Linked DNA regions of Homo sapiens: region 2 is linked to region 1. The links are chromatin loops, found by intact Hi-C in ENCODE. Cell type or tissue: PC-9. All regions are shown on one strand.

Region 1 (8,000 bases):
GGAACAGTATAGCCACCAGGCTCCCTTCTTAAATGTGTTCCTTGGAACACAGTCTCTCCTTTAGCCCTGAGGGACTTTCAGTTTGGTTAAAAAATATTTTTTAGTTACAAAAGATTATATATGTCACATTACATTATTTATGTTAATATATTCTTTTGCATATATCAAACATTGCATAATAAAAACTGTAGTACACATGGGGTATATACTAAGTTATAAGGCATAATGACATGAACACACCTAAACTCACTACCCAATTAAATAACTAGAATATTCCCATAATGCTTCTCCTTGGACACAACTCCTGCTAAGCTTTCAATCTCAGAGGTAACCACTGTTCTCAGTTTTGTTTACCCCCTTACTTAAACATACCTTTTTTTTTTTTTTTTTGAGACGGAGTCTCACTCTGTCACTCAGGCTGGAATGCAGTGGTGTGATCTTGGCTCACTGCAACCTCTGCCTCCTGGGTTCAAGTGATTCTTGTGCTTCAGCCTCCTGAGTAGCTGGGATTACAGGCACGCACCACCACGCCCGGCTAATTTTTGTATTCTTAGTAGAGACGGGGTTTTGCTGTGTAGGCTAGACTGGTTTCAAACTCCTGACCTCAGGTGATCTGCCCGCCTCGGCCTCCCAAAGTGCTGGGATTACAGGCATGAGCCACCGCGCCCAGCCTACTTAAACATACTTATTATTTTAGATTATTTCACTCCTTAAATAACATAATTTAGTTTGCTTTTTAGGGGATATTACAAAAAATGATGGTGTATGGTAGGGAGTCATCTGGAACTTTTTAACTCTACACTTTTTTTTAATGTGTGATTTTAAAGTTGAGGTTGGCTAAACATTTGGAATTTATGGACATAAAGATGGCAACAATAGAAACTAGGGACTATTGGGGGAGTGAACGAGGAGAGCAAGGATTAGAAAACTAACTACTGGTTATTATGCTTATTACCTGAGTAATGGGATCATTTGTACCTCAAACCTCAGCATCATGCAATATGCCCAGGTGACAAACCTGCACATGTACCCTCTAAATCTAAAATAAAAGTTAAAAAAGGCCAGGTGCAGTGGCTAATGCCTGTAATACCAGCCTTGTGGGAGGCTGAGAGGGAGGATTGCTTGAGGCCAGGAATGCAAGACCAGCCTGGGGAGCATAGCAAGACCCTGTCTCTTGCTCTCTCTTTTTTTAAGTTTAAAAAAATAAAAATAAAATAAAATTGAGGTTGGTTCTTTATAGACTAAACCAAACAATCTAACCATAGACTCTCTGACCATAGTATAGAAGGATAGAACAGTCAGACTGCTAAGTCCTTGAATTCTACTGAAGATAAGATGTATGAACTGCTGGGGACTGGTTGGTCTAATTTGTTGGCTTTCTTTTGTCTCACCATTTCCATTTAGTTGGATATTAGTGGTGTTTTTATGTTAATCACATCTATTGTCTCCTACATTTCTGCATTTGTGCAGGGCAGAGCCTTCCTATGAACAACCTCAAGAAATTTCCTACTTACCTTCACCAAGCATTTCTACCTGTGTCTGGGATGCCTCTTGCTGAAGCACTTGCTGGCACTCTGAGACACTCTGAGTACCAGTCTTGAGAGACCATTTTCTTCTTTCTGTGTCTTTTAATGAGTAATGAGAGTTCTAGCAGGAAGGCATTTCAAATTATTCTTTTATGGTGCTGGAGACTGAACAGAAGGGAGATTATGACCTGGTCTCTCTTGCATGTTCTGAGGAACGGTAGACCTGGAGGCGCTATTGAAAAAAATATCCTGTGGTTAGATATGGTTTAGAAATATTGTTCTGTATCCCATTTATTGCAGTGTTCATCAGTATACTAGAGATTTGACCAAAGTACCCGTGTGTGTGTGTGTGTGGTGTGTGTAACAAGTATTAACACTGGCCAAAAAAAAAAAAAAACGCAGCAGTTCTGGGTAGTGCTGTTAAAGACTACATTTTTTGACGACATGGACAACTTAATTTGTTTTGAAATATGCAGGGTCTTAGGTAAGTGGGTGGAATGATTGTCAAGGCACTTGAAAAGCCCTCCTCTCTCGTGCCTACCCTACCTGATTAATGTACCTAAAATGCTGTCTTAGAGAGGACAACTTTTTAACACACATTGGAGAAAAAATTAAAATACAAATGGCCCTGGGAGAGGGCATTTGAGTAATAAATCCATAATAAGATGTAAATGACTAATGCCAGATACGTTTCTTATCTCAGGTTTTTAGAGGAAGAGAGCTACACCACAAGGCCACCAGGGCTTCTGAAGGCTGAGAGCAGTGTCATGAAAGGCAGGGCAGGGGCCCACAGGTCAAACCGCAGCCTCTGTTTATCTTTCCCAGAGCCAGCTTACTGCAACATTCAGTGAATTTTATGACCTGCAATGTTCATTTGTTTAACTGGAAATGTAAAACTACATTTTCATTTTTTTTCTTTTTTTGAGATGGAGTCTCACTCTGTCGCCCAGGCTGTAGTGCAGTGGCAACCTCCACCGCCCAGGTTCAAGTGATTCTCCTGCCTCAGCCTCCTGAGTAGCCGGGATTACAGGTGCCTGCTACCACGTCCAGCTAATTTTGTATTTTTAGGAGAGACGCAGTATCACCACATTGGCCAGGCTGATCTTGAACTCCTGACCTCGTGATCTACCCACCTCGGCCTCCCAAGGTGCTGGGATTACAGGCGTGAGCCACCACACCTGGCCTATGTTTACATTTTGACTGCCAAGATACCATCTATTTTTGTTTTTTGCCAAATATCTGAAATAAATGTCAACATTTTTTTTTTTTGAGACGGAGCCTCGCTCTGTCCCCAGGTTGGAGTGCATTGGCACAATCTTGACTCACTGCAATCTCCACCTCCTGGGTTCAAGCAATTCCCTGCCTCAGCCTCCCGAGTAGCTGGGACTACCTGCATGCACCACCACACCCGGCTAATTTTTTGTATTTTAGTAAAGACTGGGGTTTCACCATGTTGGCCAGGATGGTCTCAATCTCCTGACCTCGTGATCTGCCCGCCTCAGCCTTCCAAAGGGCTGGGATTACAGGTGTGAGCCACCATGCCCAGCTGAATATCACCATTTTTAATAGGTACAAGTATAAGCTTCTAAAGAGGCAGGTTGAATTTTGTTTTCTAAAATTTGTTTGCATTTGGTAACCTTGTCTATTTGGAGTACATGTGTAGTGTTGTAAAAACAGGAAAACCACTAACTTCCAGCACAAATGTACAAAATTTGATGCACTATGATTTTAAATTTAGATCTTTTAAGGGGGAAGTTTGCCTATTTATCCTGAATTTTATCAGTCCAACTGTTACCAGCCATGGGTTCTTGGGCTTTTAATACAATAGAAATTGACCCGAGGCCAAAAGAGTTTTCCTAAACAAGGCTTGAGAGAGAGAGAGACTGAGTCTGGCTGGCCCTGGAGGAGTTAGAGAGGCAGTTTTAAAGGGGCTATGGTGGGAAAGTGATGTTTAGGTATGTAGAGGCGGGGAAATTTTAGCCCCTGTGCAGTTCATAACATGCTTCTTCACATGTCACATGTCTCATTAGCATGTTCAATCTTCACCCCTGGGTGTGATTTTTCCTACCATAATGAAGCTAAGGTTAAAGATTACTCCATTCTTCTGGCCTTGAGGCATGCGGGAGATAGGGTTAACTCCCTTGAGTAGGATTGATGGTGAGAGCTGCTTATTTTAGCTTCTTCAAGACCCTCCAATCAGTGGGTGTGGCGTCTTGAACAAGATTTATGGTGCAAGGTCTGAATGGTCTGATTGGGGTCCCCACCAGCTTGCAGTAAAGGTCCTTGGTGGGGCACGGGGGAGGGAGGCCCAGTCCCACGCCTACTCTGTCTCACAACAATGCTATCTTTTTCTGTTCTGAGTGAGGGAAAGCAGAAAAGGAAAGGGAGGAGGGAAAGAAGAGGAAGAGGGGAACATGGTATGAATGGAGGAGGAGCAATTACTCATCTGTGTGGAAACGAGGCACCAGCTGTAGGACATACGGCAAATTTCCTCTTTCTCTGGGTCTCTTTGTAAAATGAGAGAGGAGAGCCAGGTTTTTCTTGATCTCCTTCCAGCTCTGAAATGCTAGGATTTAAAATCACATGGCATATGTATGGAAACTAATTATCCGAAGTAAGTAGAGGGAAGAAACGCTAGCAGAAATGAGTGAAATACAAAACAAAAACGCAATACCGATGATCAATAAAAATAAAAGCTTGTTCTTTGAAAAGACTGGAAAAATAAAAAAGGCAAGCCCCTGGTAAGACAGATCAACAAAATAGGTTGTAGATAAAATGTGCAAAATACCTGGCGGGTAAGAGGTAGTCTCCTAATGACAGGGATGATGACACCACCTCCCTATTTTATTTTTATTTTTCTCTTCCATCTTCTTTATTTTTCTTCCTCTTATCTTTTACTTTTATTTGTATTTCCCCCTTTATTCCATATCCGTGACGTGGACACTGGCACTCTGAGACACCTGGGTAACGAAGAGGTTACTAGCCCTCCTGCCCTGGTAAAACCCTGGCATTGAGGGCTACTGTAGTTGCCACTTCTTTACAGCAGATGGCACTGCAGGCCAGTGGCTGTGTTGTCAAGACAAACTGTGTGGTTTTCTTCATTGATTCTAGGGTATTTTCCCTCATCTTTATTTTAATTAATTATTTTTTTTTGAGACAGGGACTTGCTCTGTTACCTAGGCTAGAGTGCAGTGGTGTGATCATAGCTCACTGTACCTTTGAACTCCTGGCTCAAGCAATCCTCCTGCCTCAACCGCCTGAGTATCTAGGACTACAGGTGTGCACCACCATGGTCAGCTAATTTTTTAATTATATTTTTTTGTAGAGAGGTGGTCTTGCTATGTTGCCCAGGCTGTTCTTGAACTCTTGGGCTCAAGCAGTCCTCCTGCCTTGGCCTCCCAAAGCTCTGGGATTACAGGTGTGAGCCACTGCACCCAGCCGACCATCTTTATGTTTTATTTTTCACAAAATGTTTAACATTTCCAAATAGTGAGGCATCTTATATTTGACATATATATTTATTGTGGTGTTTTATGCTTCCCCAAAGCTATTATTACACTGATGTCCTCATTAAATCTTACAATTGTCTTAAAATGAAAGACATTCAATATTGTTACACATCTTAGCACTGCCTGGAACAAACTGATATCCTGTATAGACTAAAAGCACTGACTGCAAGTTCTTACTGAAGAATTTTAAATGGTGCATTATTTAGTTGTCTGGAAATCACTGGACCTTTGGAATTGAGCTGACTCAGGGTTCGAAACTAGGTTCAGACAGTTGCCAACTGTGTGATCTTGGGAAAATTACTTATTCTCTGTAAGCCTCTGTTTCCCCATCTTTAAAACGGTGATAACAATGGCTAATTTGCAAAATTGTTATTGTTTGCCTATACTATAACTTGGCCCCAAAGCAACTTATTGATTTGGTTATTGTCATTAGTTTTTGGGACAGAGTCTCGCTGTGTCACCCAGGCTGAAGTGCAGTGGCGCAATCTTGGCTCATGGCAACCACTGCCTCCTGAGTTCAAGCGATTCTCCTGCCTCAGCCTCCCAAGTAGCTGGGATTACAGGCACGTGCCACCATGCTTAGCTAATTTTTTAGTAGACATAGGGTTTCACCATTTTGGCCAGGCTGGTCTCGAACTCCTGGCCTCAAGTGATCCGCCTGCCTCAGCCTCCCAAAGTGCTGGGATTATAGGCGTGAGCCTCCACTGGTTTGGTTATTATAGGTTCAATAACCCATAGCTAATGTTATATAAATTTTAAAAGCCTAGGTTAACAATGAAATAGGAAACAGACCTGTTTAATTTGTAGCAAATTAGGAGAATGTGCTTGTACAACTCAAGGAATCAGCTGATTTGACTCAAAGTCCATCAGCTGATTGACTTGGGAGCTGTGGGTCTTGGGGCCTTGTTTGGTGCACAGCCCAGACGGCACTGCTTTATCACCACTAGCAGCGTGGCTCCCAAGACAGAATCTCCTGGGGCGTTGCTGAAACAGGCAGATCCTGGGCCCACCCAGACTAGATTAAGATCTCTAAAGGCAGGGCACAGAATCTGTCTTAAAACAAGTTGTATATATCATTTATAGGAACACAAAAAAGCAATAACTCTGACCTAGAATATGAATTCCTATAGACTAGTGCTGCAGATATAATAATATTAATTTGCTTATTGGATAGTGGGAAAACAAAACAATCAGGCAGCTCTGGCTCTTTTTGTCCTTCCTGCTCCCCACCCACCCCATGTTGTGCATCTTTCACAAGTTGTTGCACTTGCAGGAGCTTCTGCCACAGTCATGAACGGGTCTGGCATGACAACGATGCCAGAGAAGTGCCAACTCCATTGTGTGAGGCTGTCAGAAAATGAGATTCTAGATTGGTGAGCAAGAGTTCTCGATAACTGAGGTTAACTTTTTAAAAGTTCACATTTGTTATGGGCTGAATTGTGTCCCCCCAAATTCATATGTTGAAGCCCTAACCCCTAATACCTCAGATTTATGATGCAAGGTCTGGATGGTCTGATCGGGATCCCCACAGACCGATCAGCTTGCAGTAAAAGTCCTTGGTGGGGCATGGGGGAGGGAGGTCAAGTCCCATCCCTACTCTGTCTCACAACAGTGCTGTCTTTGTTCTGAGAGAGGGAAAGCAGAAAAGGAAACGGGGCCTGTAAAGACGTAGCTAAGTTAAAACAGAGTTGTTAGGTTAGGCCCTAATCCAATTTGACTGGATGACCCTGGGCGCTCCCTTCACAGAAACCTTGTATGTGTAGAGGGCTGATCCAGGCATAGTTGTTTTCTAGGACACAAATTAAATTACAAGCAACAAGGCCATGGTGGGGTAAACCACAGACAGTGCTGGATATCAGCTCAGGATGGGACAGGAGAGGGCTCCATGGCTGACAGCACTGACAGATGTGAGTTCATGTTCACTGCCAAAAAGCACAGCTGTTGTCACAGGGCTTACAGCAGCACTCAGAGCATGAAGAATGTAAACCATTGTGTCTTTTATGGGTTGATATATCTATTTGCTTTTATAACAAGTGATTTAAGAGACAAATAACATTATAATGAAATAGATCAATATTGCTGCTTTAAGTGGGGGAACTGTGTGCCTCAACTTTCTCAAAGGCATACAGTCATTATTAGTAACAAAAATGATTGTACTAAGTGCTAATTTTGAGGATTATTGTGAGCAATTTGTGTGGGGTGGTGGTGGGGAGGCCCATTTGCCCCACACTGAATGCCCCAGCCCTGTCTGCTGCCTCGAATCTGTCCCGGGGTCTTACTGTGTGTGGGCCTCTTCCTGCTCCTGCCACATTTCTGCTCTCTGATGTTCTCTTCCCTCTTATTTGCTCCTCAACCTTGCTTTGCTTTTCTTTTTCCTTTTATCTCTCATTCTAAATTTTATAATCTTAGTTTTTCGGTTTTTAGAGCCATTTCTAACTAAGGAGAATATCCCTCACTTTGTTAACTAAGACGTTTATATAAGTTTCTCTTACCCAACCCTCCTCTACATCTTTGGAAGATTTACTGAGTATTCATTTCAAAATAATAAAACTAAAGAATGTTTTTAATACTCACAAATTAAAGATATTGGAACACTACTAAGTGTAAATAGCACAAAACCAAAAATATTTTACTCTCTGCATTTGAACAGCATGGAAAGACTGTGGAATCAAGTGTCACATCTATCTAAACCCCCCTCCCATACAGGTTTTATAATCATTTTATTATAGCTGCTTTCATCTGCTCATATTCAGCTCTTCTTGGATTTTTAAAAAACGAGCTCTTGTGCTTGAAGCCTTTCAGGGAAGGCTTCAGGGGCAGGGGTGGTTGTTGTTCTGGACAGTTAAGGGCAGTTAGGGTGGCACAGGCTAGAGGGAGGTCATGACCCATGGACCAATAACACAGTTCAGACAAAGTGCTTCTCAAATGGAAATGATTTGGCTTTACGGATCTTGTAAGAGCATTT
Region 2 (8,000 bases), 230 kb before region 1:
ATACTTTGTTTATTCAGCAATAAATATTTGCTTTCCATTTGCCAGGCAATATTATAGATAGTTGGGATACACAAGTGAACAAAAAACACAAAAAAATGTCTGCCATCATGGAGCTCACTCCACTTGACCTGGATGAGAAGACAGTAATACCAGACATAGTGAAGAAGAAAATAGTAAAGTCTGTTAGAAGGTGATCAGTGCTGTGGGGGCAGATTGCACAGGGATGGGGAACTGGGAATTTTGATGGGGTGGAAAAGTTGTGATTGCTCTTAGGACCTTGAAGGCGATGGGGACTCCTGAGAGAAGAGTGTTTCAAGCAGAGGGAAAAGTCTCTGGAAAAGCCATAGAGAGGAATATTCCTGGATGTTGGTGCAATAGCAGGTAATCCTGGTCCCTGGAGGAGAGTGAGTGGAAGGAGAGACACTGAAGAGGAGATGGGAGGAGTGGGCAAAGACCAGATAATTTAGGACCTTGTAAGCCCTTTTAAAAACTTCCTCTCTTAATCTGAGGAAAATAGAGACCTGTTGGAAAGTTTTGCTTGGAGGAGTGACACAATCATACTGTTTTACACAGGTCACTCGTGTGGCTGTGTTACAAATACACCAAAAGCAAAACCAAGGAAATCAGTTAGGAGGTTGTTGCAGAAATCCCAGCAAGAGATAATGTGGCTTGCATCAGGAGGGCCAGGAGTAAGGGAAAATAGTTGGATTCTGGATGTTTTTGAAAGTGGAGTTAACAGAATTTCATGGCAGAAAACAGAGGAATCAAACATGACTACAAAGCTGTTCTGAGCAATTGTAAGAATGGGATTGCCATCACCAACCCTGGGATGTCTGAAAGGGGAGCATCCCGATCTCCAAGGGTCTTTAAAGTGTTGCCTAGAGGAACCTGGAAACTCCCTGGGATTTAGAGGGACTTCCCAGAACCACTTTGCACAGATTCAAAACCGTTTCCTAAACTCTACACACTTGTGCACTCTCTCTCCCTCCTTCCCTGTCTCCCTTCCTCCCTCATTCCCTTCTCCCTCTCCCCTCCTTCTCTCTCTTCTTCCTCTCCTCTCTCTTCAACCCTCTCTTTCTCTCTCCTCTCTCCCCCTCCTCGCTCCTTCTCCTTTCCTTCTACTTCTTTTCCTTCTCCTCTCTACCTTCCTCTTTCCTCTCCTTCCCCTAAAAGGTCCTTGAAGCTTCAGAAATGGACCAGGCGGGCCCCTCCAAGTGTTGAAGGACTTATATTTTCTTTCCTCTGCAATGTCACTCCCTCATCCTGCCACCAGGTGGCAGTGCACTGCTGATCATTTAGCCGCTGACCTGCACTAGTTCTCAGTAGAGGCGGTAGAGAGCTGAACATAGAGCCTGCAGTCGGCCTTTTAATGCCTCATTCTTTAATGTGAAGTAGGGCTTCTCATCCTCGTCACTATTGACATTTTGGGACAGACAAATCTTCATTGTAGGGGAATGTCCTGTGTGTTACAGGATGTTAGCAGCATCCCTGGCCTTTATCCACCAGATGCCAAGAGTGCTCCCCCAACCCCCACCACCAGTTATGGCAACCCAAAATGTCTCCAGACCTTATAACGTGTGTATGGGGGGCCTCCCCTCCCATCGCCCTTGAGAATCAGTAGTTGAATCAACATCTACAGAATATCAGACATTTGAGGAAAGCCTCTAAAGAGAAAACTAACGAAAGGAACTAGAGAAAAGGGCATTTCAGTGGCAGTGGGGAGTTTAAACGAAAACAATTATGTTCGAAGAAATGAGAGGGCATTATTTCATTAAAACAAGAATGAGACCTATTTTTTAAAAAACTAAGAACAAAAAAAACCCCTTGGCTATTAAAATTTTGATTTCAGCAATAAAAATTCAATGAAAGATTGGAAGATCACATTGAAGAACTCAAGAAAAAGATTAAAAGCATAAGGAAAACGTAAAAAACAGTAGAGAAAGGCAAGAAAATTAGACAACCAAACTGGATGTTGCAAGTCCATTATTCAGAAGGAACAAGGAAATGGGAAAAGTTCAAAATGAAACAAAATTATGACCCAGGGAAATTTCCAAAACAGAAGGACCCGACTTTTAAAATAAAAGGACTATCCTGAGTCCAGTGAAAGTGTAGTCACAAGACACGTCATGTACAGTTTCAGAACTAACGATGAAGAGAAGATACTAAAAACTTCCAGAAAGAACAAGAAAAGGAATCACATTTGAGGTTTCAGAAGTACAGTGGAGCAGTGTCTCAAATGGATTCCTCATGTACCCTCCCACAGAGGGTGTGCCCCACCAAAACAAGGGGCACCCAAAAGGGAGACTCAGTTCCAGGGATCTGGGCCTCAGTCCAGGAGAGAAGGGAAGGGAATTCTCAGGACAGCAGTGAAGGGAGTTCCAGTGTGAAGACTTCATAGGTGGTCCTAGAGAACAAACAGTTGGGAACAGAGCAAAGTGACAGAGAACTCCAGAAGACATGGTGCCAAGAAAGTAACAGGAATGATAAATAACGCGAAGAGTCTGACGAAACTGAGAAGACCAGAAGAACTTTCAAACTGTGTGTATGTGTGTGTGTGTGTGTGTGTGTATGTTTAAATCAAAGATAAGCAAAGGACAATGAGTGCTTTGAATGCAGAGGAGGGAGAGATCTCTGTGAGATAGAGTGTTGGGGTGGGGGCTTCTTCAAAAGAGTAGGGAGATATTGGTTGATTTTTGGTTTTGTCTTTGAATATTTTTCTGTATTTTCTAAAGTTACAATTAGAAAACAGCTATTTTTTAGAAACAAAACTAAGAAGAGATACAAGCCCCAGTGGGAGTAAAAACCTACTAATATGAAATATTTATTTTTTTATAAATATCTAAATAAATATTTTCTACAGAAATAATCCAAACACATACCACAAGCACCAATATTTTGAGGCTCATATCCTTTTATTTTGGAAGTACAAAAGTTTTGCTGCTAGTGTAATAAATAGGGATTCTTTTGGTTTGCATTCTTTTTTTGGTTTTGCATTTTCTGTTTATATAAGAATCAGTGGCAGTTTGGTGGTTGCAGGATTTATCAACCAGCTCTTCTAAAATTAACATGACATTCTTCCACTGAACACCACCTACTGTTTTCCACAAGGTGGGGTGCTAACTTCGCACAGTGGACTGAGACTGTGTACAGCTTGCTGAGATGTCTACATTGAGTGTATTTGTTGTTACTTTCCACAGTTCCTAAGCAGTTCTTTTTTCCCTTTCTTTTTTTTTCTTTCTTTCTTTTTTTTTTTTTTTAAAGAGACGGGGTCTCACTGTCTGCCCAGGCTGGGGTGCAGTGGTGCAATCATAGCTCACTGCATCTTTGAATTCCTGGGCTCAAGCAGTCCTGCCTCAGCCTCCCAAGTAACTGGAACTACAGGTAAGGCCCATCACACCCAGCTAATTTTTTAATTTTTGTTTTTGTAAAGATGGGGTCTTGCTGTGTTGCCTACGCTAGTCTCCTTCTGCCTTGGCCTCCCAATCAGTTCTGAAAGAAATGTTTGTAACTGTATAGTTTAAACTGTGGGGTTTTATTTAAGTTTGTCAACTGTAATGTATATTACAACTGGTGGCTTAACATAGTTATGGTTTTGAGTGTGTATAATGTATATGTGCACTTTTCCTCATTCATATGGACCTTAACTTACTGAATTATAGGTAAAGGTAAAAAAAAATCTCTAATTTGAAAGGAGGCCGGTCTAAATGAGCAAAATATTTGAATAAGAAAATATTTGTAATTTACTGCAAATAGAGATTCTGATGTGGCCATTTCAGTGAATAGATTCTTATTTTTGAAATAGTATATCAGGTAGATATATACATGCTTTTAAAGTATTTTAAACAGCTTAATCTCTTAAATTCCTCCCCAAATCTCAATTATTCCTTCCTCTATCTCTAGACCTAAAGCCAGTCAGGTTAAACTTTCTTTAAATCATGTTCTGAACAGATGAAATTAAAATAGCTGTGAATAACATAGTGCCGTTATTTCAACCTTGTGGTAATTTAACCAATTTCCCAGTGCCAGTTAAATTTGTATTGTATGGGATTCTTACAACATGAAGAGCAGTAACATTTTATAATATAGTACTGTTGTTTCTCCATTTCAAAGCAAATTTATGGCATTCTAATCACCAATGTTTGGTTTTAAAAACATAAATAGCACAATTAAAAAAAAAATCTATACCTTTGAGTACAAACATACAATTTATTTTGTGCTGTTATAAAATCAGGACATGGCCTGTTTTGGAATTCCCTACGTCCTTCCTTTTGTACAAATGGAGGCTGTTAGATCCTTCCAGCCTTTAGGCCCAAGGAAATAATTCTGGTAGTTGCAGTCACACCACGGACAGCATAATTCTAAGCTCTGCATGTGGCCAGGCTGTGACTAGAGATGTACTTACAGTTTTAGTCAGGTTTGACCAAGCAGGTGAGCATGGCAAGGAAGTAAAAGGGAAACAATGGGTGCCGAGGGATACTCCCTTGTCCTTCAAATACCTGGTAGATGCTCACTTTATGGTGCTTATGAAATGTCATGAAGCAACATATGAGTAAGGGAGCTGTGGGTCCTGCTAATAACCAGCTCTGTCACCTTGTGTGAATCAACCCCTCTGGGCCTTAGTCTTCTACTGTGAAATAAGGAGGCCTGGCTGAGATTAGGAATCTTATTTATTTATTTATTTATTTATTTATTTATTTATTTTGAGACAGGGTCTCACTCTGTCACCCAGGCTGGAGTGCAGTGGTTCAATCTTGGCTCACTACAACCTCTTCCTCCCAGGCTTAAGCTATCCACCCACCTCAACCTCCCCAGTAGTTGGGACCACAGGTGCGAGCCACCACACCTGGCTAATATTGTATTTTTTGTAGAGATAGGGTTTTGCCGTGTTGCCCAGCCTGGTCTTGAACTCCTGAGGTCAAGTGATCCGCCCACCTCGGCCTCCCAAAGTGTTGAGATTACAGGCGTGAGTCACTGCACCCGGCAGAGATCTCACACCTGGCTTTCAAGTCTGACTTGTCAACGTCAAGCGAGGCTTCTGCTCCAGGCTGTGTTTCTCCAGGGCCTGTCAGCATCAGTCCAGCATCCAGATTCCTGAATATTATCTTCCTAGATTCCCAGTTGTCTTCCTCCGTCCACTTGCCTGCTAGGTCTACCCATTGCTTCAGTTATAGTACAAACTCCTGTCTGTCCCATTTCAACCTAAAATACCTGTGTATGTTTTCTAATATTGATATATTTTATACTTAAAGAGTATTTTACCAACTCAAAATTATGCTCCAAACAAGACCACAGTGAATCATGATGTGCTGTCAGCCTGTTTCCGCTCTTGCTATTTGCTCCCCAGGTCATGACAGTACCGTTCACCCTAGGTAAAAACCTGAGAGTTATCCCAAACTCTCCAGCGTCCTAAATCTCCCTTCTCACTGCTTGTCATCTCCATTCCTCTACCTTAGTGCTGCTGCTGGCCGTCAGGCCTTCAGCATCATTCTTCTGATGTATTTCAGTGATCTCCCCAATGATTGCCCTTCTCTGGTCGTGCCCTCTCCCCTTCTGTCCATTCTCTTCATAATTACTAGACTGGTATTTCTTGAATGCATTTCTGCTCCCATTATTCCGCTCCAACTCCATTTTCTGTTGTTCCCTATGTTGCTTCTTACGTACCAAAATACAGTTCCCCAGATATTCCATGCTATTTCATGTCTCTCAGCTCTGAACACGCTGCTTCCTCTGGCAAGAAGACCCTTCACCAACCACACCCACACTATTATACTTAGAAAATTTTATATCCTGCACAAGTTAGATCAGGAATCTCTTCATGAAGCCTGATTTACCTTATCAAAGAATAATGTATTGGCTGGGCGTGGTGGCTCACGCCTGTAATCCCAACAATTTGGGAGGCCAAGGTGGGAAGATCATTTGAACCCAGGAATTCCAGACCAGCCTGGGCAACATAGGAAGACCCCGTCTTTAGAAAAAGTTTTTTTAAAATCAGCAAGATGTGATGGGGCATGCCTGTAGTCCTGGCTACCCAGAAGGCCAAGGTGGGAGAATCGCTTGAGCCCAGGAGGTCAAGGATGCAGTGAGTCATGATCATGCCGCTGCTCTCCAGCCTGGGCAAGAGAGGGAGACCCTGTCTCAAAAAAAAAAAAAAAAAAAACCTTATAGTTTATCACTTTGTTTTTTTTTTTTTTTGAGGTGAAGTTTTGTTCTTGTTGCCCAGGCTGGAGTGCAGTGGTGCAATCTTGGCTCACTGCAACCTCCACCTCCCAGATTTAAACAATTATTTTGCCTCAGCCTCCCAGGTAGCTGGGATTACAAGTGCCCATGACCACACCTGGCTAATTTGTTTTTTGGGGTTTTTGTTTGTTTGTTTGTTTGTTGTTTTTGAGATGGAGTCTCACTCTGTCACCAGACTAGAGTGCAGTGTCACGATCTTGGCTCACTGCAACTTCCTCCTCCTGGGTTTAAGCAATTCTCCTGCCTCAGCCTCCCAAGTAGCTGGGACTACAGGCACGTGCTACCATACCCAGCTAATTTTTGTATTTTTAGTAGAGACAAGGTTTTACTATGTTGGCCAGGATGGTCTCAAAACTCCTGACCTCAGGTGATCCAAACACCTCGGCCTCCCAAAGTGCTGGGATTACAGGCATTACAGGCGTAAGCCACCGCGCGTGGCCAATTTTTTGTATTTTTAGTAGAGACAGGGTTTCACCATGTTGGCCAAGCAGGTTTCAAACTCTTGACCTTCAGGCAATCCACGTATCTTGGCCTCCCAAAGTGCTGGGATTACAGGTGTGAACCACCGCACCTGGTCCAGTTTATTACTTCTTACTTGGTGCTAACATTATATTTAATAATTGTCTCATATTATAGTTATCCCTTTGACTGCAATTATCACTTTTCCTGTGCTGTCCTGATAGACTGCAGTGAGTTCCTTGTGAATGTCTTATTCACCTCTGTTTCCCTAGCCCAGTTCCTGTCACCTGGCAGGTGCTTGTTGAAAGTTTAATGAAGAAACAAGTGAATGAATCCATGCTTAGAGAGTACAGCTCTGAAATTCAATGTCGTAAACAATTGTTTCATACATGATTTTAATATATATATTTTATTTTAAGAAAAGGAATGCAATTTTCTTACCATTTTAAGGACAAAGGAAGGGTGCTTCAACTTCAAGTGACATAAACCTACGCTTAAAATTGGCTTGAACAATAAAGGGAATTTGTCAACTTACAAAACAGGAAAAATTCAGTCTTATTTCTGGCGAGGCTTGGTCCGGTTGCCCAGGCATATCCCTATAGCAAGAGTTGTCTCTCTGCTCTGTCTTCTGCAGTGGCAGCTCCACCGGGCTTCCCACAGTGCTGCCTCCAGCAGCTCCAAGCTCTCTCATTAGGGTAACAAAAACCTGTAGCACCTCCTGGCCTCATGTCTCTTCCTCTTCATGAGGAAGAAGAGGATCTCTTACAGCATATGGGAGAGAGAGCCCCAGCAAACATCTCCTGCCTCATGGTACTCCAGTGGGGTTATACTCCCATCTTTCAGCTAATCATTGTAGCCAGGAATGATTCCTCCATGTTGCTTCAGCCATTCCAGGCCTACTCTTAGAGGCAGGGTTAGGGGTGAAGGGGACAGGAGGCAAATACCACCAAACCGTCCGGCTGAGAATATGAGAGGAATGAGTTACCCAAAGGAAAATTGCGATATTGTCAAAAGAAGGAGTCAATAAAGGCTGAGAGAGAATAAATGTGCATTTATAAAAGGCTTTAAAAATCTTTTGAGCCAGAATCCCATAATTTTTTCAGAAACAAACTACTTTGTTTTTCCCTGAAGTCTCAGACCACCAGGCAAGGAGAAGCTTCTGGAGGTAAAGTGAGGGGTGGTTTCAGGCCCTGGGGCAGAGCTGGAGTGCAGCCTCATTTCTCTTTGACAAGCCAGTCTTGAGCCAGCTGTGGGATCATGGTGGCTAGTTAAGGATCCCTGATCTCAGCTAGCCCTCCTTGCTT

Evidence for each region. Peaks named below come from ENCODE experiments on the same cell type or tissue, not always from the same donor. Only the 100,000 strongest peaks of a DNase experiment are listed, where the experiment ranks them.
Region 2: it touches region 1 in a loop (9-fold over the local background); 17 of 110 quality-filtered maps call a loop at or near these places.

The regions. Positions count from the first base shown.
Region 1 is chr1:94,802,581-94,810,580 of GRCh38, reverse strand. The region is part of intron 1 of SLC44A3-AS1 (SLC44A3 antisense RNA 1); the gene reads left to right. Among named protein-coding and RNA genes, the nearest start is that of SLC44A3-AS1, 14 kb to the left of the region's middle. In PC-9, CTCF peaks have their summits at 4,358 and 4,559 (motif pointing right); DNase peaks (open chromatin) are centred at 2,280 and 4,591; H3K27ac peaks cover 1,341 bases.
Region 2 is chr1:95,036,874-95,044,873 of GRCh38, reverse strand. All of the region lies in intron 2 of ALG14 (ALG14 UDP-N-acetylglucosaminyltransferase subunit), which reads left to right. Among named protein-coding and RNA genes, the nearest start is that of ALG14-AS1, 21 kb to the left of the region's middle. RefSeq lists enhancers at 489-1,097, 1,098-1,706. In PC-9, CTCF peaks have their summits at 1,092, 1,291 (motif pointing right), 2,928 and 3,130; DNase peaks (open chromatin) are centred at 1,323, 3,113, 4,513 and 4,973; H3K27ac peaks cover 2,689 bases.